Linked DNA regions of Homo sapiens: region 2 is linked to region 1. A link is an interaction called in ENCODE POLR2A ChIA-PET data of the cell type or tissue named here. Cell type or tissue: Panc1. All regions are shown on one strand. Each heading gives the region's core, and the rest is flanking DNA. Links, peaks and the distances in the headings are about the cores only.

Evidence for each region. Peaks named below come from ENCODE experiments on the same cell type or tissue, not always from the same donor. Only the 100,000 strongest peaks of a DNase experiment are listed, where the experiment ranks them.
Region 2: POLR2A ChIA-PET joins it to region 1 with 9 read pairs; 2 of 35 experiments call an interaction of 5 or more read pairs at or near these places.

What each region holds. Positions count from the first base shown.
Region 1 is chr2:218,939,773-218,952,270 of GRCh38, forward strand. It overlaps LOC124907984 (a long non-coding RNA gene), which reads left to right. Exons shown (of 2, transcript XR_007088091.1): 2 at 1-200. Among named protein-coding and RNA genes, the nearest start is that of CDK5R2, 14 kb to the right of the region's middle. In Panc1, for the core only: no CTCF peak of the experiment used is centred there; no DNase peak of the experiment used is centred there.
Region 2 is chr2:219,359,172-219,371,669 of GRCh38, forward strand. It overlaps LOC105373883 (a long non-coding RNA gene), which reads right to left and starts at 10,881. Exons shown (of 2, transcript XR_923917.3): 1 at 9,180-10,881; 2 at 3,331-3,637. RefSeq lists an enhancer at 3,392-3,441. In Panc1, for the core only: no CTCF peak of the experiment used is centred there; no DNase peak of the experiment used is centred there; H3K4me3 peaks cover 765 bases; H3K27ac peaks cover 6,176 bases.

The sequences.
Region 1 (12,498 bases), core at 2,719-10,718:
CTAGGAGAGTGGCATGGAACAGATTTTCCCTTAGAGCTTCCAGAAAGAACTAACCCTGTCAACACTGTGATTCTGGACAGTGAGAGAGAAATTTCTATTGTTTTAAGCCATCAAGTTTGTGGTAATTTGTTATGGCAACCGTAGGAAACATCACCCAGTAAATCCAAATTAAATATTATCCCAATTTTTGCTTGATACCAGAAATGGCTGTAGTGTTTCAACACCCTCTAGCATAAGAGAATTGTAACAGGGGAAGCTGGTGTGGAAACAGACAGCAGTCTGAACCAGTTTGGACAAAAATACTGGTCTTGCAAATTTTAGAAAAAGCACACAACCTCTGAACACATGACTAGGGCCCCTTCCAGGAACTTAGAAGGGGCCCGGCCGAGGGAGAGTCCCTGAAGCTTATGTTTAATACATTTTACAGAAGAGCTGCCTCGGTGTAGGAAGCAGTGTAGTGTTGCGAAGACAAGCTCTGGAGCCAGACACCCTGGGTTCAAATCCCAATTTCGCAACTGTCTAGCTGTTGACTTGAGAGAAGTTACTTAGCCTTTCTGCGCCCCAATTTCTTCCTTCGTAAAATATAAATGGCAGTAGCACTATCTGCCTCATAGGGTTGTTTACCTGGTGAAGTAACATGATACACATAAGGCACATTGTATATCTCTATCTCTATCTATCTATCTATCTATCTATCTATCTATCTATCTATCTATCTATCTACGTATCTATCTATCTATGTCACACACAAAGAACAGTATATGCCCCATGGTATGCACTCAAGATAACTTAACCACTTTATTATTTATTCAACAAGTGTCTGTTGTTCTCTTCTTTGTGTCCACATGTATTCAGTGTTTATCTCCCACTTATAAGTGAGAATATGTGGCATTTAGCTCTCTATTTCTGTGTATATTCACTTAGGATAATGCTTCCAGCTCCATCCATGTTGCTGCAAAGTACATGATCCCATTCTTTTTATGGCTGCATAGTATTCCATGGTGTATATGTACCACATTTTCTTTATCCAGCCCACTGTTGATGGGCATTTAGGTTGATTCCATGTCTTTGATATTGTGAATAGTGCTGCAATGAACATATGCATTTATGTGTCTTTATAGCAGAACAACTTATATCCTTTGGGTATATGACCAGTAATGAAATTGCTGGTTACAATGGTAGCTCTGTTTTAAGTTCTTTGAGAAATCTCCAAATTGCTTTTCACAGTGGCTGAATTAGTTTACATTCTCACCAGTGTATAAATATTTCCTTTTCTCCACAACATCATTAGCATCTGTTATTTTTTGACTTTTTTTTTTTTTTTTTTTTGAGATAGGGTCTCACTGTCACCCAGGCTGGAGTCCAATGGCATGATTGCAGCTCACTGCAACCTCTGCCTCCCAGGTTCAAGTGATCCTCCCACCTCAGCCTCCCAAGTAGCTGGGACCACAGGTGCATGCTACCACACCTAGCTAAGTTTAAAAAAATTTTGTTTTGTAGAGATGGGGTCTCACTGTGTTGCCTAGTCTGGTCTTGAACTCCTCCCACCTCAACCACCAAAGTGCTGGTATTACAGGCATGAGCCACTGTACCCAGTGACTTTTTAATAGCCATTCTGATGGATGTGAGATGGTATTTCATTATTATTTTGATTTGCATTTCTCTAGTGATTAATGATGTTGAACATTTTTTCATATGGTTTTTCCACATATATGTCTTCTTTTAAGAAGCGTCTGTTCATGTCCTTTGCCCATTTTTAATTGGGTTGTTTGTTTTTGCTTATTGATTTAAGCTCCTTATAGATTCTGGATATTATACTTTTGTGGATGTATAGTTGGCAAATATTTCTCCCATTCTCTAGGTTATCTGTTTACTCTGTTGATAGTTTCTTTTGCTGTACAGAAGCTCTTTAGTTTAATTAGTTCCCATTTATCAATTTTTGATGTTGTTACAATTGTTTTTGGTGTCTTCTCATAAAATCTTTTCCGGGGCCTATGTCCAGAATGTATTTCCTATGTTTTCTTCTAGAGTTTTTATAGTTTTAGGTTTTACATTTAAGTCTTTAATCCATCTTGAGTTGATGTTTGTATATAGTGAAAGGAAGGGATCCAGTTTCAATCATGGCTAGCCAGTTATCCCAGCAACTAGGGAGTACTTTCCCCATTGCTTTTGTTGACTTTGTTGAAGATAGACAATTATAGGTGTGTGGCTTTATTTCTGGGTTCTTAAGCCTGTTCCATTGGTCTGTGTGTCTGTTTTTGTTACCATGCTATTTTGGTTACTGTAACCTTATGGTATAGTTAGAAGCCAGGTAGTATGATGCCTTCAGCTTTGTTCTTTTTGCTTAGGATTGTGTTGGCTATTTGGTCTCTTTTTGGTTCCATATGAATTTTAGAATATTTTTTTTTCTAATTCTGTGAAAATGTGCTTGGTAGTTTGATAGGAATAGCATTGAATCTGCAAATTGCTTTGGGCAGTATGAGCATTTTAACACTATTGATTCTTCCAGTCCATGAGCATGGAATATTTTTCCATTTGTTTGTGTCATCTCTGATTTCTTTCAGCTGTGTTTTGTAACTCTTGTTGGACAGATTTTTTACCTCCTTGGTTAGCTGTATTAATAGGTATTTTTTGTGGTTATTGTGAATAGGATTGCATTCATGATTTGGCTCTCAGCTTGACTGTTGTTGGTGTATAGAAATGCTACTGATTTTTGTACATTGACTTTGTATACTGAAACTTTGCTGAAGATGTTTATAGATCTAGGAGCTTTTGGGCAGAGACTATGGGGTTTTCTAGGTATAAAATCATCTGCAAAGAGAGATAGCTTGACTTCCTCTCCTCCTATTTGGATGCCTTTTTTCCCTTTCTCTTGACTGATTACTCTGGCTAGGACTTCCAGTACTATGTTGAATAGGATGAAATGTATTTAAAAGAGCAAGTTGGATAGAGGAATAGATATGTGATAAAGCAAATATAGTAAAAGGTTGATTATAGACTTGAGGTGGCAAATAGATGTGTTTTCACTGTACAAATCTCTCAATTTTTCTGTATATTTGAAAGTTTTCATAATTAAATGTTGGTAAAACAAATAGCCACACAAATGAACACTGTGTCCACTAAAAAATGTTTTAGGCCACGTACAGTGGCTCACAACTATAATTCCAGCACTTTGGGAGGCTAAGGTGGGAGGATTGCTTGAGCCCAGAAGTTTGAGACCAGCCTGGGCAACATAGTGAGACCCTGTGTCTACAAAAAAATTTAAAAAATTCACTGGATGTGGTGATGCGCCCCTGTAGTCCCAGTTACTCAGGAGGCTAAAGAGGGAGGATTGTTTGAGCTCAGGAGGTGAGGTTGCAGTGAGCCATGATTGTGTCACTGTACTCCAGCCTGGGCAACAGAGCAAGACACTGTCTCAAAAAAAAATGTTTTAGTAGACTATTCCAACAGAAAGATTTATATAAACTGAAAAAAGTAGGGCTCAAAACAGTAATTACAGTTTACACTGCTTTATTTATGTGCAGGTGGAAGAATGTACACTGGGAACAGCACATGCAAAAGTCCTGGGCAGAAGCTGGTCTGGAGGATTTGAGGAACTGCAAGGAAGCAGCGATGACTAGAGAGGCATGAGGGAAAAAAAAGGCAGTAAATGAGGTCATGAAGATGATGGAAGGGGGCAAGGTCGGATTAGCTGGTTTGGTTCTCTATTTCTGCATGAGAAACTATCTCAAGTTTTGTGGCTTAAAACAACCACCTTTTTGTATCTCACAATTGGTGGATCAGGAATTTGGACAAAATTCAACTGGGCATTTTTTTCTGCTCTACTAGCATCAAATAAGGTCACTCTGATGTTCACTGGCAGATGGGTTGGTCTGTAGGATTCCACGTGGTTTCACTCTCATGTTTGGTGCCTGGGGGAGATAGCTGGAAGGCTGGGTTCAGCTAGGCCCCTCTTCCTCTCCATGTAGTCTCAGGGCCTCTCCATGTGGTCTCTATTAGAATAGCTGGATTTCTTACATGGTGTCTGAAGGTTCCAAGAGCAAGTGTTTCAAGAGACAGGAAATAGAAAATGCCAGTCTTCTAAGGCCTGGACACAGAAACAGACACAGTGGCACTTCTGCCATATTTCTAGTAGAGACGGGGTTTCACCACGTTGGCCAGGCTGGTCTCGAACTCCTGACCTCAGGGATCCACCTGCCTTGGCCTCCCAAAATGCTGGAATTACAGACATGAGCTACCGCGACTGGCCACTTCTGCCATATTTCATTGGTCAAAGAAGTCATGGAAAGGGAGATAGCAATATACCTTTCAATGGGAAGAGTGTCAAATAATTTGTGACTATCTTTAATCTACCAATAGGCCCTTGTAGGTCATAGTAAAGACTTGGGATTTTCCTCTACCAGAGATGGGAGCCGTTGGAGGGTGTTAAACAGAAGAGTGACATGATCTGGCTTTCATTTTAACAGGACCACTCTATCTACCATTTTGAGAAAGCACTGCAGGTAGGGAAGAAGTAGGAAGAACCGTTAGGGGGCTATTGCAATAAACCAAGCAAGAGATAGTGGTGGCTTGGGCCAGGGTGGAGGCAAAGGAGGTAGTGAGCAGTGGTTGAATTCTGGATATATTTTGCAGGCAGAACCATCCAGATTTGCTGATGCATTAAATATGGGCGTGAAATAAAAAGAGGAGTCAAAGATAACTCCAAAACATTCATCTGAGATTTAGTAAACTAGAATTACTGTTAACGGAGATGGGAGCAGCAGCAGGAGCAAGTGGGGAGGGAGTATCAGGAGTTGGTTTTGGCCATGTTGAAATGCCTATAATACATCCAAGTGGAGATCTCAAGTAGGTCTGGTGTTTAAAAGAGAGATCCAGGTTGGAGACGTAAATTTGAATGTCATCAACATATGGGTGAATTTCACCTAGAAAGAGGATACAGAGAGAAGAGCTCCAAGGACTGAGCCTGGAGCCTCCGACTCCATCTTTTCCTCTTGCCAATCCCCCTTGGTGTCTCTGGTCACAAAAAAGTTGATATTTCAGATGTTGCTTCCAGGCCACTGCTCTTCCAGTCTTTTGTGAAAGCCTAAACTAAGATCATGCTGGGGAAGTGAAAGCTGCAGAGGTTTTTGGGAAGAGAGAGGCAGGAGCTGCGACAGGTGAGGGGTGATATCACCAAGCCTAGGAGGGGCCAGAGGCTGGCTTGCTAATGAGCATCAGGAGAGTGGCTCTAAATTAGCTGGGCATGGTGGTGTATGCCTGTGGTCCCAGCTGCACAGGAGGCTGAGGTGGGAGGATCACTTGAGTCCAGGAGGTTGAGGCTGTAGTGAGCCATTATCACACCACTGCATTCCAGCCTCAGCAAGACTGTCTCAAAAAAGAAAAAAGAGAGAGAGAGAGAGTGAGTGTGGCTCTTATCTAGGAAGAAGGCTACACAAAGAGTCACCCAGACCAGACTTGGCCCCTTGGGGTTCCCAGCCTTAGTAAACAGTTCTGTACTGATTAGATAAATAGACAAGTCTAAGAGAAAAGAGCTCAGAAATAGACCACACAAATGTGGAAAATGTATTCATGAGAGAGGTGGCACTGAAAATCAGTGGGAAAAAGGGCTAATCCATAAATGGTGCTGGGAAAAGAGGCTTTCCATTGTTTAAGAAGAAAAAAAATCCCTAATTCACACCCAAATAAAAACACATAGCTTCAATAAACAAATGTAAGCCTTAAAACTTTTAAAAACCTTTTAAAGTTCTAGGTTTAGGAGAATATTGATTTCAAATGAGGGAAGGACTTCTAAAATTAGATATGCAAACCTTAAAGGAAAAGATACATAACACATAAAAAACTTCCACTCATCAAAAGACACTCTTTTTTTTTTTTTTTTTTTTTGGAGACAGAATTTCACTCTTGTTGCCCAGGCTGGAGTATAATGGCGTGATCTCAGCTTACGGCAACCTCTGCCTCCCAGGTTCAAGCAATTCTTCTGCCTCAGCCTCCTGAGTAGCTGGGATTACAGGCATGTGCCACCATGCCCAGCTAATTTTGTATTTTAGTAAAGACGGGGTTTCTCCATGTTGGTCAGGCTGGTCTCGAACTCCCAACCTCAGGTGATCTGCCCGTCTTGGCCTCCCAAAGTGCTGGGATTACAGGCAAAAAGACACCATTTTTTAAAAAAGTAACATGTAGCCTAGGAGAAGATATAAACTACATGTAATTAACAAGGGACTGGCATTCAAGATTTATTTTAAAAAAATCTACAAATTAAAAGAGAAGATAAACCAATCAATAGAAAATAAGCAAGAGAGCTGGGCGTGGTGGGTCACGCCTGTAATCCCAGCACTTTGGGAGGCCAAGGTGTGCGGATTACGAGGTCAGGAGATCAAGACCATCCTGGCTAACACGGTGAAACCCTGGCTCTACTAAAAATACAAAAAATTAGCCGGGTGTTGTGGTGGGTGCCTGTAGTCCCAGCTACTCGGGGAGGCTGAGGCAGGAGAATGGCATGAACCTGGGAGGCGGAGCTTGCAGTGAGCGGAGATCGCGCCACTGCACTCCAGCCTGGGCAATAGAGCGAGACTCTGTCTCAAAAAAAAAAAAAAAAAAAAGCAAAAGAGATGAACAGGTAGTTAATAGAAGAGGAAATCCTAGATGGTCACAAAAGGAAGAAATACCACAAAAAGATGCTCAATACCAGCCGGGCGAGGTGATTCACGCCTGTAATCCCAGCACTTCGGGTGGCCGAGGCAGGTGAATCACCTGAGGTCATAGTTCAAGACCAGCCTGACCAACATGGAGAAACCCCATCTCTACTAAAAATACAAAATTAGCCAGGCATGGTGGTGCATGCCTGTAATCCCAGCTACTTGGGAGGCTGAGTCAGGAGAATTGCTTGAACCCAAGAAGTGGAGGTTGTGGTGAGCTGAGATTGCGCCATTGTACTCCAGCCTGGGCAACAAGAGTGAAACTCTGTCCAAAAAAAAAAAAAAAAAAAAAAAAAAAAGCTCAATTCCAGTAACAGTTGGGAAATGTCTACCTTATCAAAGAGGCCTTCCCAGATGCTATATGAAATAGAATGCTGCCTCCTCCACAGCATTTATTCCTTCAGCAAGTATTCACTGAATTCTAGGCACTTAGAATACATTTATGAACAAAAAAGACAAATATTCTGGATCTCATATTCTAGTATGTATGTGGTGAAACAAACATAATAAATGAATAAAATTATCTAGTAGTTTAGCAGATCACAAATTCCAGAGAAAAAAATGGAGCAGGGGACAGGAGATTGAGATGAGAGACTGGCAGGGCCAGGGGCAGGATGCAATTTGTGTCTTAGTTAGCTCAGGCTGCCACAACAAAATACTATCGACTGGGTAGCTGAAACGACATACATTTATTTCTTACAGTTGTGGAGGCTGGAAGTCTGAGGTCAGGATGCCAGGATGGCAGGATTCTGGTGGGGGATCTCTTCCAGGCTTGCCTGCTTTGTGTGTACTCACCTGGCAGACAGACAGCAAGCTCTCTTGGGACACTAAACCCATCAGAGGGCCCCACCCTCAGGACCTCATCTAAACCTAATTACCCCCTAAAGGCCCCAAATATCATCACATTGGGTGTTCAGATATCATCACATTGGGTGTTAGGCCTCAACAAATGAATTTTGGGGGCCACGAATAGTCCACAGCAGACTGATTAGGGTAGACCTCATTAAGATGATGGCTTTTGACCAAAGAGTTGCATGAGGTGAGGAAGTAAGCCTTGTCTGTAACTGGGAGAGGGTGTTCCAAGTAGACAAAGACAGCCAGTGCAAAGCCAAAATGGGAGGCCAGTGTGGTGGGGACAGAGTAAGGGGTGGGGTTGAAGTGGTAAGGGCAGAGGGAAGATCATTCTGGGTCTTGTAAGCCAGTGGAAAAGCCACATGCGATTAATATATATAACTATTAATTATAATATTAATACTTTTATATAATACTTATATCAGTATCTAAAAATATATATTTGTTGGCCTTTCCGACTCTACAGGGCAGGGACTTTGTCTATTTTGTTCACTGCCTGGCATGTAGAGGCACTTGATAAATATTTATTTGTTGAATAAGTAAAATTTATATATCACTAAAGTGAATTATTGCCCATATATCAGAATGACCAAAATTTTAAACCTGACAATATCACAAGTTGGTGGAGATACGGAGCCATAGAAACTTGCATGCACAGGCTGGGCGCCGTGGCTCCCGCCTGTAATTCCAGCACTTTGGGAGGCTGAGGCGGGTGGATCACCTGAGGTCAGGAGTTCCAGACCAGCCTGGCCAACATGGGGAAACCCCGTCTCTACTAAAAATATAAAAAAATTAGCTGGGTGTAGTGGCACGCGCCTGTAATCCCAGCTACTCCAGAGGCTGAGGCCGGAGAATCTCTTGAACCCGGGAGGAGGAGGTTGCTGCGAGCCGAGATAGCACCATTGCAATCCAGCCTCGGTGACAAATGACAAGGGCAAAACTCCATCTCGAAAAAAAAAAAAAAATGAAAGAAAGAAAAAAGAAACTCGTATGCATTGCAGGGTGTAAGTTGGTACAACACCTTAGGAGAACAATTTAGCAAGATCTAGTAAAGTTGAATATGTATACCCAATAACCCAGCAACTCCACTGGGCATATTCCTAGAGAAATGATTGTACATGTGCACCAGAGACATAGACATATAAAATAATATTTATAACACAATTGTTTGTAATAATAAAAAACTGAAAGCAAACTAATTATCCGTCACCAAGAGAACAAATAAGTAAAACTTACTACACTCATACAGTGAAATGTTATGCAGCAGGAAAAATAAAAATCAACAAGGTTATCAACAAAAATAAATCTTACAAACTTAATGTAAAGCAAAAAAAAAAAAAGCAAGTATTAGATTAATATAGTATGGTCTCACTTACATAAAGTATGAACAACTGGCCAGGTGTGGTGGCTCATGCTTGTAATCCCAGCACTTTGGGAGGCCGAGGTGGGAGGATAGCCTGAGCCCAGAAATTCAAGACCATGCTGGGCAACATAGAGACCCCATCTCTACAAAAGTTTAAAAAATTAGCCAAGCATGGTGGCACACACATCTGTGGTCCCAGCACCTTGGAGGCAGAGGCGGGAGGATTGCTTGAGTCCAGGAGATCAAGGCTGCAATGAGCCGTGATTGCACCACTGCACTACAGCCTGGGCAACAGGTTTTTGAGACCCTGCCTCAAAAACAACAACAGGCCGGGCACAGTGGCTCACACCTGTAATCCCAGAACTTTGGGAGGCCAAGGCGGGTGGATCAACTGAGGTCAGGAGTTTGAGACCAGCCTGGACAAAATGGTGAAATCCCGTCTTTACTAAAAATACAAAAATCAGCTGGGTGTGGTGGTGAGCTACTGTAATCCCAGCTACTTGGGAGGCTGAGGCAGGATAATCGCTTAAACCCGGGAGGCAAAGCTTGCAGTGAGCTGACATTATGCCACCGCACTCCAGCCTGGGTGACAGAGCAAGATTTCGTCTAAAAACAAACAACAACAACAAAATGAAGAATTTTCTCCTAATTGATAGGTAAAGAGATAGATACAGTGACAGCTGGAATTCTAAGATGGCCTCCATGGTTTTTTTGCCCCATGATACTCCCATAATTATGTTACATTATATGGTGAAAGAGATTGTTGCAGATGTAATTAAAGTTATTAATCGGCCTTAAAATAGGAAATTTTCTGGAAATGTCCATTTTCTGGAAATGTATAGTCTTTGGAGGGAGAACAAAGTCTCCATACCAACTAAGACAGCATAACCTTCCACCTGCAATAGGATTCGTCTAAAAGTCAGATTTAATTAAAAAAAAAAAGTTAAAAGACAGTTCCTCGTACAAATTTGTACCGAGTAAATGAATGAATGGAAAAAATGAAAAGATGAATTATGACTGGATGTTCAATTACCCATTGAATTCCACCAGGTGGGATAGAAAAACATTGTCCCATTGCAGAATAATACACAAACTACTTGAAAATAGCCTTGGAGTTTCTTTAAAAGGCAGGTGTGAACCATGCTGTAACCAGGTAATTGTGGTTTGATCAGAGCCCCAATCACTCCTTTGAGAAAGCTCCCCAAAGGCAGTCCAGACAAGAGGTCCTGTAGTCTTAGCCAACAAGAACTCAGGCAGCTTAAAGCTCAAACCCACCTCTGTCCCCATTTCTCCAGAGACACTGTGCTAATAGCCCTGATGATAACAAGCGGCTCTGTGTGCCTACAGCTGCCTATTACACTTGTTGTGGACAAATGTGATTCAGAAGCATGATGGACGGTAAAGCATCAAATCTCTTATTTGAGCAGGAAGCTGATACCTAAGGAATGCAGTCTTGCAGCAGCCCCGAAAGACTTGACAATTGTGCAGGCCTCAGGGAAATGACTTTTCCTTTAAGGAAGGGTCCTTGGAAGCTGATGAACTCCAAACACCAGCTATGGTTTGGACTGGGAGGTTTGAGAGGATCAGAACCCGGGTTGTGGTCCACAGTGCCTCTTCCAGATTTTGTCATTAACTGACAACCAGATATCAGGGACTGCCTTCCTCATTTATTCAGACCAAACATGTATGCCCCTGAAGTTACAAATTTCCACAAGGAAAATCTCCAGGCAGGAAGTTCCATTCATCAGGATATTTTTGCTTGCAAGAATTAGATTTGCAACTCAAATTACCTTAAGATTAGAAAAAAGGTCAGGGGGTGGGGGCAGTGTGGATTTATGGCGTCATACAACTGTATCAGGTTTAGCTGGATCTAGGGGCTAAAATTATGTCAGGAATCTGTCCCCCCCATCTGTTGACTCTGCTTTCCTGTGCATGACTTCAGGTGGCCTTTCTCCATGTGGGGACAAGAGAGTCACCAGCAGATCAAGGCTTTCATTCCACCAGCTTGACAACCTCAGAGGAAGGAAAGCCTCTCTTTCCCAACAGTTTCTCTAAAACTCCAAGAATTGAGTCTCATTGGCCTGATTTGGGTTACCAGCCCCTCCCTGAACCCTTGTCACTAGGATGGGAGCTGGCAAAGTCTATGTCTTTAATCTATGTCTTGTGGAGGGCTTAGCCCCATGTAAGCCACATGGATTGAGAATGTGGGAGAAGTGGTTTCCCAGGAGGAAGTTAGGGTATTCCTACCATGGAGTGGTGGGGCGGGAGGCTTGGCCAGAGAGACAACAGTGGTGCTCTCCAGAAAGAACAGGTGGGACCCAGCCATTTCCTAGAGTTTTCTCCTCCCTTTTAATTTTTTTCTTACAGGGATTTCATCTTGAGCCCACTCAAAGAAATTATGATTCCAGGCCAGGCGTGGTGGCTCACGCCTGTAATTCCAGCACTTTGGGAGGCTGAGGCGGGTTGATCACGAGGTCAGGAGTTCAAGACCAGCCTGACCAAAATGGAGAAACCCTGTCTCTATTAAAAATACAAAATAAGCTGGGCATGGTGGCCTGCGCCAGTAATCCCAGCTACTTGGGAGGCTGAGGCAGGAGAATCGCTTGAACCCGGGAGGCAGAGGTTGTGGTGAGCCAAGATCATGCCATTGCACTCCAGCCTGGGCAACAAGAATGAAACTCCGCCTAAAAAAAAAAAAAAAGAAATTATGATTCCATAGGTCTGAGGTAGAGCCCGGAAATTATATGTTTACAAAATTCCCCAGGTGGTTCTGCTGGGCAGAGTAGTTTAGGACCCAGTAATCTAGTGGACGACCTTACCCGCCTCTGCTCCCTACTCAAAAGCAAGTATATGTGGGGCTCTAGCTTATAAATTAGGAATGTCTTTTTACTCAAAGGAGGTCAACATAAAGAATTGTCTTTATATTTAGGAACCAGACAGAGGCAAGTGTAAATTAATGAACCTGCTTTGAAGCCCATCCCCCACCCGCCCCCAATTCTGGACAAATAGGAAGTCAACAAAAGGCCCCTGTCTAAGACGTCGGAGCAGTAAGCAGACCTACCACGATCTTCACACAGAAGTTACTCATAACCCTTATCATGCAGAGGGGGTAGGACCCTTTGTCACTGTGAGCAGGGGGTTGCTGAGGCCTGGTTCTACCTTGGGAACAGTGCTTATCATCACAGCCTGGGGTTGGACAAGGAAGGCCATGCACTGGAGCAAACACAGTTCCAGGTGCAGGAGCCAGACCCCAGTTAAAAATGAATTCTGGCCGGACACGGTGGCTCACGTCTGTAATCCCAACACTTTGGGAGGCCAAGGCAGGCAGATCACCTGAGGTCGGAAGATCGAGACCATCCTGGCTAACACGGTGAAACCCCATCTCTACTAAAAATACAATAAGTTAGCCAGGCATGGTGGCACATACCTGTAATCCCAGCTACTCGGGAGGCCGAGGCAGGAGAATCGCTAGAACCTGGGAAGTGGAGGTTGCGGTGAGCCGAGATCACGCCATAGCATTCCAGCCTGGCCAACAAGAGCGAAACTACGTCTCAAAAAAAAAAAAAAAAAATGGATTCTAACTCTGTG
Region 2 (12,498 bases), core at 4,467-12,466, 420 kb after region 1:
TGGTCGACCCCTATCTAGAATCCCAACCCCCTACCCGCCTACACACACACACACACACACACACACACACACACACCCCCACACACCATATTGCCTCCCCCTCACTCCCACTTCTTATCACCAGGGATTAACGATGGGGGGGGGGGCTTGATAAAATCCAGAATTGCATATTGGCAAATGGCACTGGGTGTCCTTCTTGAGAAGCAGTGTCCCTTACTTGTTAAAATAGTGTGCTGGGACCGGGTGCGGTGGCTCACGCCTGTAATTCCAGTACTTCGGGAGGCTGAGGTGGGAGTATAGATTGAACCCAGGAGTTTGAGACCAGCCTGGGCAACATAGTTAGACCCCGTCTCTAAAAAAAAATTTAAAAATTAGCCGGGTGTGGTGGCAGGCACCTGTGGTCCCAGCTACTTGGGAGGCTGAGGTGGGAGGCTCATGTGAGTCCGGGAGGTCAAGGCTGCAGTGAATCGTGATCCTGTACTCCAGCCTGGGTGACAGAGCAAGACCCTGTCTCTCTCTTCCTACCCCTCTCCGGGCAAAAAAGACAGTGTGCTGGAGCCAAATCCAAATACCTGCAGGCAGTTTTTTGCTTCCTCTGTGCCCCAGTTCCCTCACCTGTAAAATGAGTTTGACAGTAGCGTCTAGCTTACAGTGTTCTTAGAAGGATTAATAAGTTTAACACCTTTGAAGGATTTAGAAATATGATGGGACCAGCACATCATAAGCATACATCAGAAGCACTCAATTAACGTTGGCTATTACTGTTCTTTTTGATGCTCCCTCTCTGTCAGTGGCACCTCCTATGCATTGTTCAGGTTTCTCCCTGCAAAAATTTTCTCTTACAGTTTACATTTTTCCCAGACCCAATGCCATTGCCCTTGTTCAAACCACCATCATCTTTCTTTTATTTTTATTTTTGTAAATGTTTAATAGAGACAAGATCTTATGTTGCCTAGGCTGGTTTCAAACTTCCAGGGTCAAGTGAACCTCCTGCCTCAGTCTTACAAAGTGCTGGGATTACAGGCGTGAGCCACCATGCCCAGCTGGCCATCGTCTTTCACCTGTTACAGAAATTGAATCTCATCTAGTTGCCTGGAGTAACTAATGACTTGGGGTGTGTTCTAGGAGTCTGGGATTGTGTCTGGTGTACTGTAGGTGCTCAGTCGTTCTTGTTGAATATTTGTTGTTCCACTCTTGCCTCCCTGTAATCTCTTAAGCACCAGGAGAAGCTTTCCAAAATATAAATTAAAGCATGTTATTCCCTTGCTTAACACCATCCAATGGATCACCTCATTTACACTTTTGAATAAACGCTAAATTCCCGACCATGGCCTATGAGCCCCAACGTGATCTAGCCTTGCCTTCCTCTCCAGCCTCATTTCCTTCTCTCATCTTGCTCTCTCTGTTCCCAGCCTCCTTTCCATTCTTTGAACACCTGAGTCCTTCTCAAAGGCCATTTCTGCTTCTCCCCACCCTCCATTGTTATCTCTTTGTTCTAGTATAACCCTCCCCACCAAGTAGTTTCTGGTCCCTAGGAATAATTGTCACTTCATTACCTTCATGACTCTTACCACTGTCCATGACTTCTTCGTTTTTTGTTGTTGTTGTTGTTGTTGTTTGTTTGTTTTGTTTGTTTTGAGATGGAGTTTTTGCTCTGTTGCCCAGGTTGGAGCGCAATGACGATCTTGGCTCACTGCAACCTCTGCCTCTTGGGTTCAAGCAATTCTCTTGCCTCAGCCTCCCAAGTAGCTGGGATTGTAGGCGCCTGCCACCACACCCAGCTAATTTTTGTATTTTTATTAGAGATGAGGTTTCACCATGTTGGCCAGGCTGGTCTTGAACTCTTGACCTCAGGTGATCTACCTGCCTTGGCCTCCCAAAGTTCTAGGATTACAGATATGAGCCACCGCGGCCGATGGACTTCTTCCTTTGTTTACTTGTTTATTTGCGTCTCCCCACTGGAGTGTAAATTTCAAGAGGACAGAAGACATGTCTGTTTGATTTGCTATCACATCCTCAGTGTCTGGCTCAGGACCTAGCTCAGCCTGGATGCTCCAAAATGAAACAGATTTTGGGTCCTGAGGCCCCAGATGAAACACCTCTGCCTCAGTGCTCTTATCTGTTAGATGGGCAGCTCATCAGGGTGACTGTGAAAATGAAATGAGATGATGGATATAAAGCAGCCTCGTGTTGCACAAATGCATTGTGAGTTGAATTCTAGTTCCTTTCAGCTTCAGCCTCTCTGGGTTTGTAGATTTCGGCTATGCCCCAAGGTTTCAAGGTGAAAGACCTTGAAACCCAGAAGGGCAGAGAGGCCTGGTCTGGTAGAGAATCAGGAGCAGAATCCAGGAGACCTGCCTTACAGCTCACCAGGGGGAAGGTGTGAGACAGCCCACCTGACCCCAGGGAACAAAGGCTGCCCACCTTGATAGGGAGAGGGTGGGCCACCATGCCTGTGCCTCTTCTTGGATAGCCAGTGGGGATGGTGCTATCATTGCACTGAGGCCTGCAAGACTCAGGCCACCACCCTTTGTCGGGAAACAAGGTCTTCCCTCAAGGACAGGATCACCTCTGGTGGGAATCTCCTAGAGAAGAGGCAGCTCCTCAGGCCAGGCACGGTGGCTCACGCCTGTAATCCCAGCACTTTGGGAGGCCGAGGCGGGTAGATCACAAGGTCAGGAGTTCAAGACCAGCCTGGCCAACATGGTGAAACCCCGTCTCTACTAAAAGTACAAAAATTAGCTGGCCATGGTGGCATGTGCCTGTAGTCCCAGCTACTCTGGAGGCTGAGGCAGAAGAATTGCTTGAACCCGGGAGGCAGAGGTTGCAGTGAGCAGAGATTGTGCCACTGCATTCCAGCCTGGGTGACAGAGCAAAACTCCATCTCAAAAAAAAAAAAAAAAAGAGAGAGAAGAGGCAGCTCCTCCGAGATGGGTCAGAGCTCTATGGGGAGCCCCAGGTGGGCATCTAGATGGTGAAGAGCCCAAAGACTCTAGAAGTGGGTTCTCGGGACTTGCGCATGCGTACATGTGTTTATATGTGTATACATGTGTTTATATGTTTGTGCATGGGTGTTGTGTCCATGTGTTTATATGTGTGTGCATGTGTTTGTATGAATCAATGTGTACTGTATGCATGTGTGTTTGTGTGTGCGTATGTAGGTTTGTATGTGTGGGAGATGTATTTGTGTATGTAGATGGGATGTGTGTGTCAATGTGTATATGTGTACATGTAGTGTACTTGTATTCATTGTCTATTACTTTTTTTAAAAATCCAGTTTTAGCAAAGAATATCTATGGCTTATTGCTACATGACAAATTACCCCAAAGCTTAGTCGCTTAAACTATAAACATCTATTTCACAGTTTCTGTGGACTGGGAATCTGAGAGAGGCTTAGCTGGGTATTTTTGGTTCAGGGTCTCTCTTGAAGTTGCAGTGAAGATGTTACTCAGGGTTGGCTGTAGTCTTCTGAAGGCTTGCGTGGGGCTAGAGGATCCACTTTCAAGATGACTCACCCTCCTGGCAAGACGATGCTGGCTGTTGGCAGGAGGTCTCAGTTCCCTACCACATCAGCCTCTCCATATGGCTGCTTGAGTGCCTCATGACACAGCAGCTGGCTTCCTCTGGAGTGAGTGACCTGAGAGAGAGAGAGAACCAGGCAAAAGCCACAGTGTTTTTAAAACCTAGCTTTGGAAGTCCCATGCCATCATTTCTGCCATATTATACTGGCCACAGAGACCAACCCTGATACACTGTGGGAGGGACTACACAAAGGCATGAATTCCAAGAGGTAAGGATCACTGGAGGTCATCTTGTAGGATGGCTATCACATGCAGTATGTGCGTGTGGGTATGTGGGGTGTGTGTTTGTGGGTGTGTACATAAAGATGTGTGTGTTTGTGTATATATGTGTATGTTTTTGCATATGTATATATGGATATATAGCAATATGTTTGTGTGACATGTATCTATGTATTGTCTGCATATGTGTATGCATGCATTTATGTATATGTATCTGTGTATTGCACATGTGTGTTTTTTGCGCACGAGTATGCATGCATGTATTATGCCTACATGCATGTCTCTGTGTTTGTATGTTGTGCATGTGTGCATATATGTGTATGCCTTTTTGTATGTATTTGTAGTATGTGAATGAGCATATGTATGCATGTGTGATGGGTTTGTATATGTATCCAGGTGTATATGTGTGTCTATGCCTGTGGCTGTATATGTTTGCAAACATTGTATGTGCATGTGCACCTGTGTTGTGTGTGTGCATGTATGCTTACATGTGTGTGTTTCTGTATAGATGTCCATGTGTAAGTCCGCATGTGTCTGTTTATGTGTGTGTAGGTGTATATATGTTACGTTTATGTATGTGTGTGAGGTGTATGTGTGTAGGTTTGAGAATATGTGTGTGCATTACTATGTACATATTGCACTTGTATATATAAATGTGTGCTGGCACATGCATACAAACTTAGGAATGTCACCTGCTGTGGGAGGAAAGCCTGGAGTCAGGAGTGGGGAGACTCAGGGAGGAGTCCCTATTATTCCTGGGGTAGCCCATGAGTGGAAGGCTCTGGAGCCTGGAGAGCAGGCTCTCCCTTGCATTTAGGATATGTGGATCCATGGTCCTCTGCATCTGGCTTTCCTTTGTCAAGGCTTTCTGTTGTTGTTCATTTTTGTTTGAACATTTCAGTCTTTCCTAAGCTGTCAAATAAAGCAGCAGAGAAAGGGTGGTCTCTATTGCCTGGAAGTTGAGAGTTCAGTGTAGACTAGTGCCCCTTTGGGGCTGGCCTGGGGAAAACAAGGGGATTTCCCTGGAGAGCACGGCTGACCCTCCCTCTCATCTCTTCTCGCCTAGGGCCACTCTGGGAGCTTCTGGAGTTTATTGGGCAAGAAGGGAGGGCATTTCTTTACTTCTAATAATCCAGTCATCTTAGGAGCCACTCTTTTCCTCTTTCCATTTAGAATATTTCTGACACCAACTTTTGTGTTTAGAAGCTTTTATGCTTTTTTTTAAAAAAAGTATTTTTACCTTTTGATTATGAAAGGTAATACATATGAACAGAAGTAGACAGAATGTAAAGATACAGCTCAACAGATTTTCAGAGTGAATAGCCATTTATACTATCCAATAAGAGGGTTCAGGACATGCCACCCAGAAACATGGCACACTGGCATGTTGAATATTTTAAGCTGGAAGGATCTGAGAAACAGCATGTGCAGGACAATCTCTCTGACTTCCCTGATCCTTCTCTCCTGAAGGGATCTCCCTGATCCTTTCCCCATGTGAAAGGTGTCCTTCCTCCAAAGATGGGGACACAGACAGGAATCTGAACACATGGGCCTTGTTAAGTCTTTTGGGTAAATAAAATTAGTTTTAAGATTGTTGGCAGGCTGGGCGCAGTGGCTCACACCCCTAATCCCAGTGCTTTGGGAGGCTGAGACAGGAGCATTACTTGCGCCCAGGAGTTTGAAACCAGCTTGGACAACATACTGAGACTTGGTCTTTACAAAAAGTTTAAAAAGTAGGCCGGGCTTAGGGGCTCACGCCTGTAATCCCCGCACTTTGGGAGGCCGAGGTGGGTGGATCACTTGAGGTCAGGAGTTCAAGATAAGCCTGGCCAACATGGTGAAACCCCGCCTCTACTAAAAATACAAAAAATTAGACTGGCGTGGTGGCAGGCGCCTGTAATCCCAGCTAGTTGGGAGGCTGAGGCAGGTGAATCCCTTGAGCTTAGAAGTTCAAGGCTGCAGTGAGCTGTGTTCACACCACTGCAATCCAGTCTGGGCAGCAGAGTGAGACCTTGTTTATATAGATTAAAAAAAAAAAAAGCCAGGTACAGTGGCTCACGCCTGTAATCCTAGCACTTTGGGAGGCCGAGGCAGGTTGATCACAAGGTCAGGAGTTCAAGACCAGCCTGACCAACATGGTGAAACTCCGCCTCTACTAAAAATACAAAAATTAGCTGGGCGTGGTGGTACACACCTGTAATCCCAGCTACTCAGGAGGCTGAGGCAGGAGAATCACTTGAACTCAGGAGGCGGAGGTTGCAGTAAGCCAAGATGGCTCCATTCCATTGCACTCCAGCCTGGGTGACAGAGCCAGGCTCTGTAAAAAAAAAAAAAAAAAAAAAAAAAAAAAAAAAAAAAAATTGTTGATAAAATAAAAGCAGAAATGTCTTTGGAGTTGTCAGCATTAAATAGAATGCAGAACTACAATTTTATTTTACCTGGGTTTACTGGTCAAACAATGTTATATCAACTAGATGTTTAAGGTTATAAAACTATAAATCTAAACTAAGAATAAAATATACAATAAAAATAAATTGCTTGATGCATATCAAGCATAGCAGTTTTTAAAAAAAGACAGAGAAGAACCATATATTTAAATTTTTAGGTTTTTTGCTTCTGTTATTTTTTTTTAAACAGGGTTTAGCTTTGTTGCCCAGGCTGGAGTACAATGGCATGATTATGGCTCATTGCAGCCTCAACCTCCCAGGCTCGAGCAATTCTTACCACCTCAGCCTCCCAAGTAGCTAAAACTTCAGGAGAATGCCACCATGGACAGACAATTTTTGTATAGATGGGGTTTGGCCATGTTGCCTAAGCTGGTCTCGAACTCCTGGGCTCAAGGGATCTGTCCACTTCGGCATGCCAAAGTGCTGGGATTATAGGCGTAAGCCACCATGCCTGGCCATTTTTTACACTTACCTGATTTGTCAACAAGAAAAATAACTTGAGATGATGGCTAGCTTTGTTTGATGTTACAGTATGTCTGCCTGAATCAGTTTCCAAATCTTATTTGGTAACTTGCAAACTTAAAGTTAGGTTAAATTAAGCAGTAGATATTCATTAAATGTCTGAACCATTTGTAAGTAAGATAAACTACTGAAACATTAACTACTAAGCATAAATTTAAGCGTATATACTTCTGGCATCTTATTTTTATATGATATAGAGAAGCTAAATATATTTGGGTCTACTAATAAGCATGTTCTTTGCCACACTGAAAGACTGTACTATATTAGGAAGCATATGTTCCTGAAATTATAAAATAGTATATTCATAAATTTACTAATCTACTACAAGATGCCGATATATGACAGGCAGTTCACAATTGCCTGCTTCCTAGTTTTCACAGCAAATTAGGGTCACTAAGGGTTAAAACTTATAATAAGTATACATAAATAAAACAATTAGACATCATAGGATGGAGGGAAACAACTTTGTATGCAAAGTATGCAAGGTATGAAGAAATTATTATTATTATTATTATTTGAGACCGAGTCTTGCTCTGTCACCCAAGCTGGAGTGCAGTGGCGCGATATCGGCCCACTGCAAACTCCACCTTCCGGGTTCAAGCGATTCTCCTGCCTCAGCCTCCCTAGTAGCTGGAATTACAGGCACATGCCACCATACCCAGCTAATTTTTGTATTTTTAGTAGAGATGGGGTTTCGCCATGTTGGCCAGTCTGGTCTCCAATTCCTGACCTCAGGTGATCCGCCCGCCTCGGCCTCCCAAAGTGCTGGGATTACAGGCGGGAGCCACTGTGCCTAGCCAGCCGTGGGTTTTTCATAGATGCCTTTATCAGGTTGAGCAAGCTCTTTTCTATTTCTGAATGTTGAATATTTTTATTATGAAAGGGTTTGGGATTGTACCAAATGCTTTTTCTGCATCAATTGAGATCATGTGGGTTTTGCTCTTTATTCTATAATATAATGTATTACATTAATTAATTTTAATATGTTGAAGTAAACCTGCATTCTTGGGATGTCCACTTTATTATAGTACATTACCAGCCTGGCCAACATGGCGAAACCCCATCTCTACTAAAAATACAAAAATTAGCTGGGCGTGGTGGTAGGTGCCTGTAATCACTGCTACTCAGGAGGCTGAGGCAGGAGAATTGCTTGAACCTAGGAGGCAGAGGTTGCTGTGAGCCAAGATTGCGCCACTGCACTCCAGCCTGGGCAACGAGTGAAACTCCATCTCAAAAACAAACAAACAAAAAAAAAACCAAATTGCCACCTTTGTCATAAACCAAGTATCAAATATTCATTTGTCTCTGTTCTATTGGTGAGTTTTATTCTTGAACCAAGAATATACTATCTTAATTTCTGTAGTTTTTATAATAAGCTTTGACAACAAATAAGGCAGTTGTCTTCTTCGATTCTTTTTTAAAAAAAATTTTTAAGATACGGGGTCTCACTATGTTTGTCAGACCGATCTCTAACTCCTGGGATCAAGCAATCATTTCATCTCAGCCTCCCAAGTAGACAGGACTACAGGCACGCACCACTACACCCAGCTCAAATCTTGGCTATAAAAAAGTATCAGCTTGTCAACTCCCACACAAAAAGAAGAAAAGCAAGGAGGAGGAGAGAAACTGTCGGTATTTTTATTAGAATTGCACTGAATCTATGTATCAATTTGGAGGATAACATATTTTACAATATTGAGTTTCACATCATGAATAAGAGATATCTTCCAAATCATTTGGACCTTCTTACATAAAATTTTCTCTATAGAGGCCGGGTGTGGTGGTTCACATCTGTAATCCCAGCACTTCGTGAGGCTAAGGCGGGCGGATCACCTGAGGTCAGGAGTTCAAGACCAGCCTGACCAACGTGGTGAAATCCCATCTCTACTAAAAATACAAAATTAGCTGGGCATGGTGGCACATGCCTGTAATCCCAGCTATTTGGGAGGCTGAGGCAGGAGAATCACTTGAACCTGGGAGGCGAGGGTTGCAGTGAGCCAAGATCACACCATTGCACTCCAGCCTGGGTGACAGAGCAAGACTCTGTCTCAAAAAACACACACACACACACACACACACACACACACACACACACACAAATTTTCTCTGTAGAGATCTTGCATAACTTTATTGACAGATACTTGATTTTTATGCTTGTAGAAGTAAACCTTTTAAAAATTTCGTTTTCTACCCATTTTTTATTGGTATGTAGAAATAAAATTGATATTTGTATGTTGATTTTTCAGCCAGCTGTATTGATAAACTCTCTCATTACGGCCGGGTGCAGTGGCTTACACCTGTAATCCCAGCACTTTTGGAGGCCGAGGCAGGCCGATCACGAGGCCAGGAGATCAAGACCATCCTGGCCAGCATGGTGAAACCCTGTCTCTACTAAAAGTACAAAAATTACCTGGGTGTGGTGGTGTGCACCTGTAGTCCCAGCTACTCGGGAGACTGAGGCAGGAGAATGGCTTGAACCTTGGAGGCAGAGGTTGAAGTGAACCAAGATCACACCACTGCACTCCAGCCTGGGTGACAGAGCGAGTCTCGGTCTCAAAAATAAATAAATAAATAACTTATTAATTCAAATAGTATAACTTTTGGATTTTCTACATAACAAATAATATAAAAAGAAAGTTTTATTCCTCCCTTTCCACCTTTCTTTCATTCCTTTTCTTGTTTTAGTACATAGCTAAAGACCTAGAGTAAAATGCTGAATCGTAATAGAATAGCAGACATCCTTATCTAAAAATCTCAGAAGAATTCTAACTTAGTTTCAGTTTTCCCAGAAGCAGACCCGGAGACAAGGATCTGTGTACAGGAATTTACTGGGAGGTGAAGGAAAACATTGGTTGGGGAGTGGGAAAGGGAGACAAGGAAGGGAAGGTGGCCAATAGAGGCATGTGTTATCAGGCTTATCTCTGGAGCAGAATTCTGCTGGGGGGACTCTGGGAGCCAGTGTAAACTACATGCCTCAGAGTTCTCTCACCCCAGATGGGAGGGAGCTGTGGTATTCAGACACAGAGTCTTGCCAGTTATTGTTTAGAGCTGCTGTGGGATGGAGCTTGAATTCCCCAGCACTTCCAACTGCCATGGGAGTGGAAAACTGTAGTCAAGCAGCAAAGAAAGCCCTCAGGCAAGAAGTGCAGATGCTGGCAGCTGAAAACGGTAGTGTGTACACTGAAATGGTAAAAGTGACGGATACAGGTAAGTTGCCAACAGTGTCTTCTACAAACCCCTTCAACATTTTACTGCATTAACAAGTAACATTTGCAGTCCCCATAGGATAACGGCAGCTGCATAAGTCCAGCCTTTCTAGACACGCTCCTAAAATCATTTTGTCAATGAAGAGAGAAAGAAGGGGAAGAATACACATAATTGCTGAGCATGGTGGCTCACACCTGTAATACCAGGCCAAGGTGGGGGGAATTGGTTGAGTCCAGGAGTTCAAGACCAGTCTGGGCAACATAGTGAGACCGTGTCTCTACTAAAAATTAAAAAAAATTAGCTGGGTGTGGGGGCGCATGCCTGTAGTCCCAGCTGCTCAGGGGGACTGAGGCAGGAGGATCACTTGAGCCTGGGAAGTTGAGGCCGCAGTGAGCCAAGATTGCATCACTGCACTCCAGCCTGGGCAACAGACCAAGACACTGTCTCAAAACAAACAAACAACACACACACACACACACACACACACACAATCCATGCTTACAGCATAATTAGGAGACAGAAAACACCACAAACTATGATGGTAAAATGTTGCCACCTGGCCACTGTTACTCTGAAGTCCTACTATCACCATTAACATCAGGGAGCTCAGTTCTCTGGTAGCATTCCCTACTGTGAACCCTGGCCTACAAAGGACAGCCACCACTCAGTCAAAGTCTAGTAACTGTCATACTACAGCATGCAGGGTTTACCACCACCACACTTAGCATTAACAAACAAATAAGAATCCTGGTACTTAGAAAATACACAGAATAGACTAAGTTAAGGAAAAAGGAGAATGGACAAATACAAGAGAAAGAAGGAGGAGGAGGAGGAAAAAAAAAGGAGAAAGAGGAAGAGAAGATAAAAGGGGCTGGGCGTGGTGGCTCACGCCTATAATCCCAGCACTTTGGGAGGCTGAGGTGGGCAGATCACCTGAGGTCAGGAGTTTGAGACCAGCCTGGCAAACATGATGAAACCCCGCCTCTACTAAAATACAAAAAAAAAAAGCTGGGCGTGGTGACACGCACCTGTAATCCCCACTACTCAGGAGGCTGAGGCAGGAGAATGGCTTGAACCCAGGAGGCAGAAGTTGCAGTGAGCCGAGATGGCGTCACTGCACTCCAGCCTGGGTGACAGAATGAGAGTCTGTCTCAGAAGAAAAAAGGAAAAGAAGAAAAGAAAATTCTAAAAAAGGTAAACTAATCTATAGTGACAGAAAGCAGATCAATGGTTGCTTGGACGTCAGGAGTGGAGAGAGAGATTGATTGCAAAGGGGTACAAGAGGATGATGGAAAGGTTCTGTATCTTGATTGTGGTGGTGGTTTCCCAGGTGTATATGGTATATCTGTCAAAATTCATAGAATTTTACACTTTAAGTGTATAATTTATTATATGGAAATAATACCCCAATTTTTTTTTTTTTTGAGATGGAGTTTCGCTTTTGTTGCCCAGGCTGCAGTGCAATGGCACAATCTTGTCTCACCACAACCTCTGCCTCCCGGGTTCAAGTGATTCTTCTGCCTCAGCCTCCCGAGTAGCTGGGATTACAGGCATGTGCCACCATGCCCGGCTAATTTTGTATTTTTAGTAGAGACAGGGTTCCTCCATGTTGGTCAGGCTGGTCTCAAACTCCGAACCTCAGGTGACACGCCCACCCCGGCCTCCCAAAGTGCTGGGATTACAGGCATGAGCCACTGCACCCAGCCTTCATGTATAACTTTTAACTCCCTGTAAACTTAATTACTGTTGACCAGAAGCTTTACTGATGACATAAACAGATTACCACATATGAAGTATATTCTATGTATTACACACTGTATTCTTACAATAAAATAAGCTAGAGAAAAGAAAATGTTATGCCTGTAATCCCAGTACTTTGGGATGCTGAGGCAGGAGGAATGCTTAGGCCAGGAGTTTAAGACCATCCTGGGAAATGTAGTGAGACCCTGTCTCTTTAAAAAATTAAAAAATTAGCTGGGTATGGTGGTGGGCACCTGTAGTCCCAGCTATTCAGGAGGCTGAGTGGGAGGATCGCTTGAACCTGGGAGGTGAAGGTTGCACTAAGCCAAGATCTTGCTACTGCACTCTAGCCTGGGCAACAGAGCAAGACACTGTCTGAAAAAAAAAAAAAAGGTGGGGGGGGGAGAGAATGTATTTACTATTCATTAAGTGGAAGTGGATCATCATAAAGTCTTCATCTTTGTCGTCTTCATGTTGAGTAGGCCAAGGAGGAGGAAGAGAAGGGTTGGTTGGGGCAACAGTGGGAGAAGAGGCGGAGGAGGTAGAATAGGGGGTAGCAGGGGTGGGGGTTCAGGAGAGCCAGGCATACTTGGTATAACTTTTTTTTTTTTCCAAGACGGAGTCTTGCTCTGTTGCCCAGGCTGGAGTGCAGTGGTGCGATCTCCGCTCACTGCAACCCCCGCCTCCCAGGTTCAAGCAGTTCTGTTGCCTCAGCCTCCCAAGTAGCTGGGATTACAGGCGCCCACCACCACAACCTGCTAAATTTTGTATTTTTAGTAGAG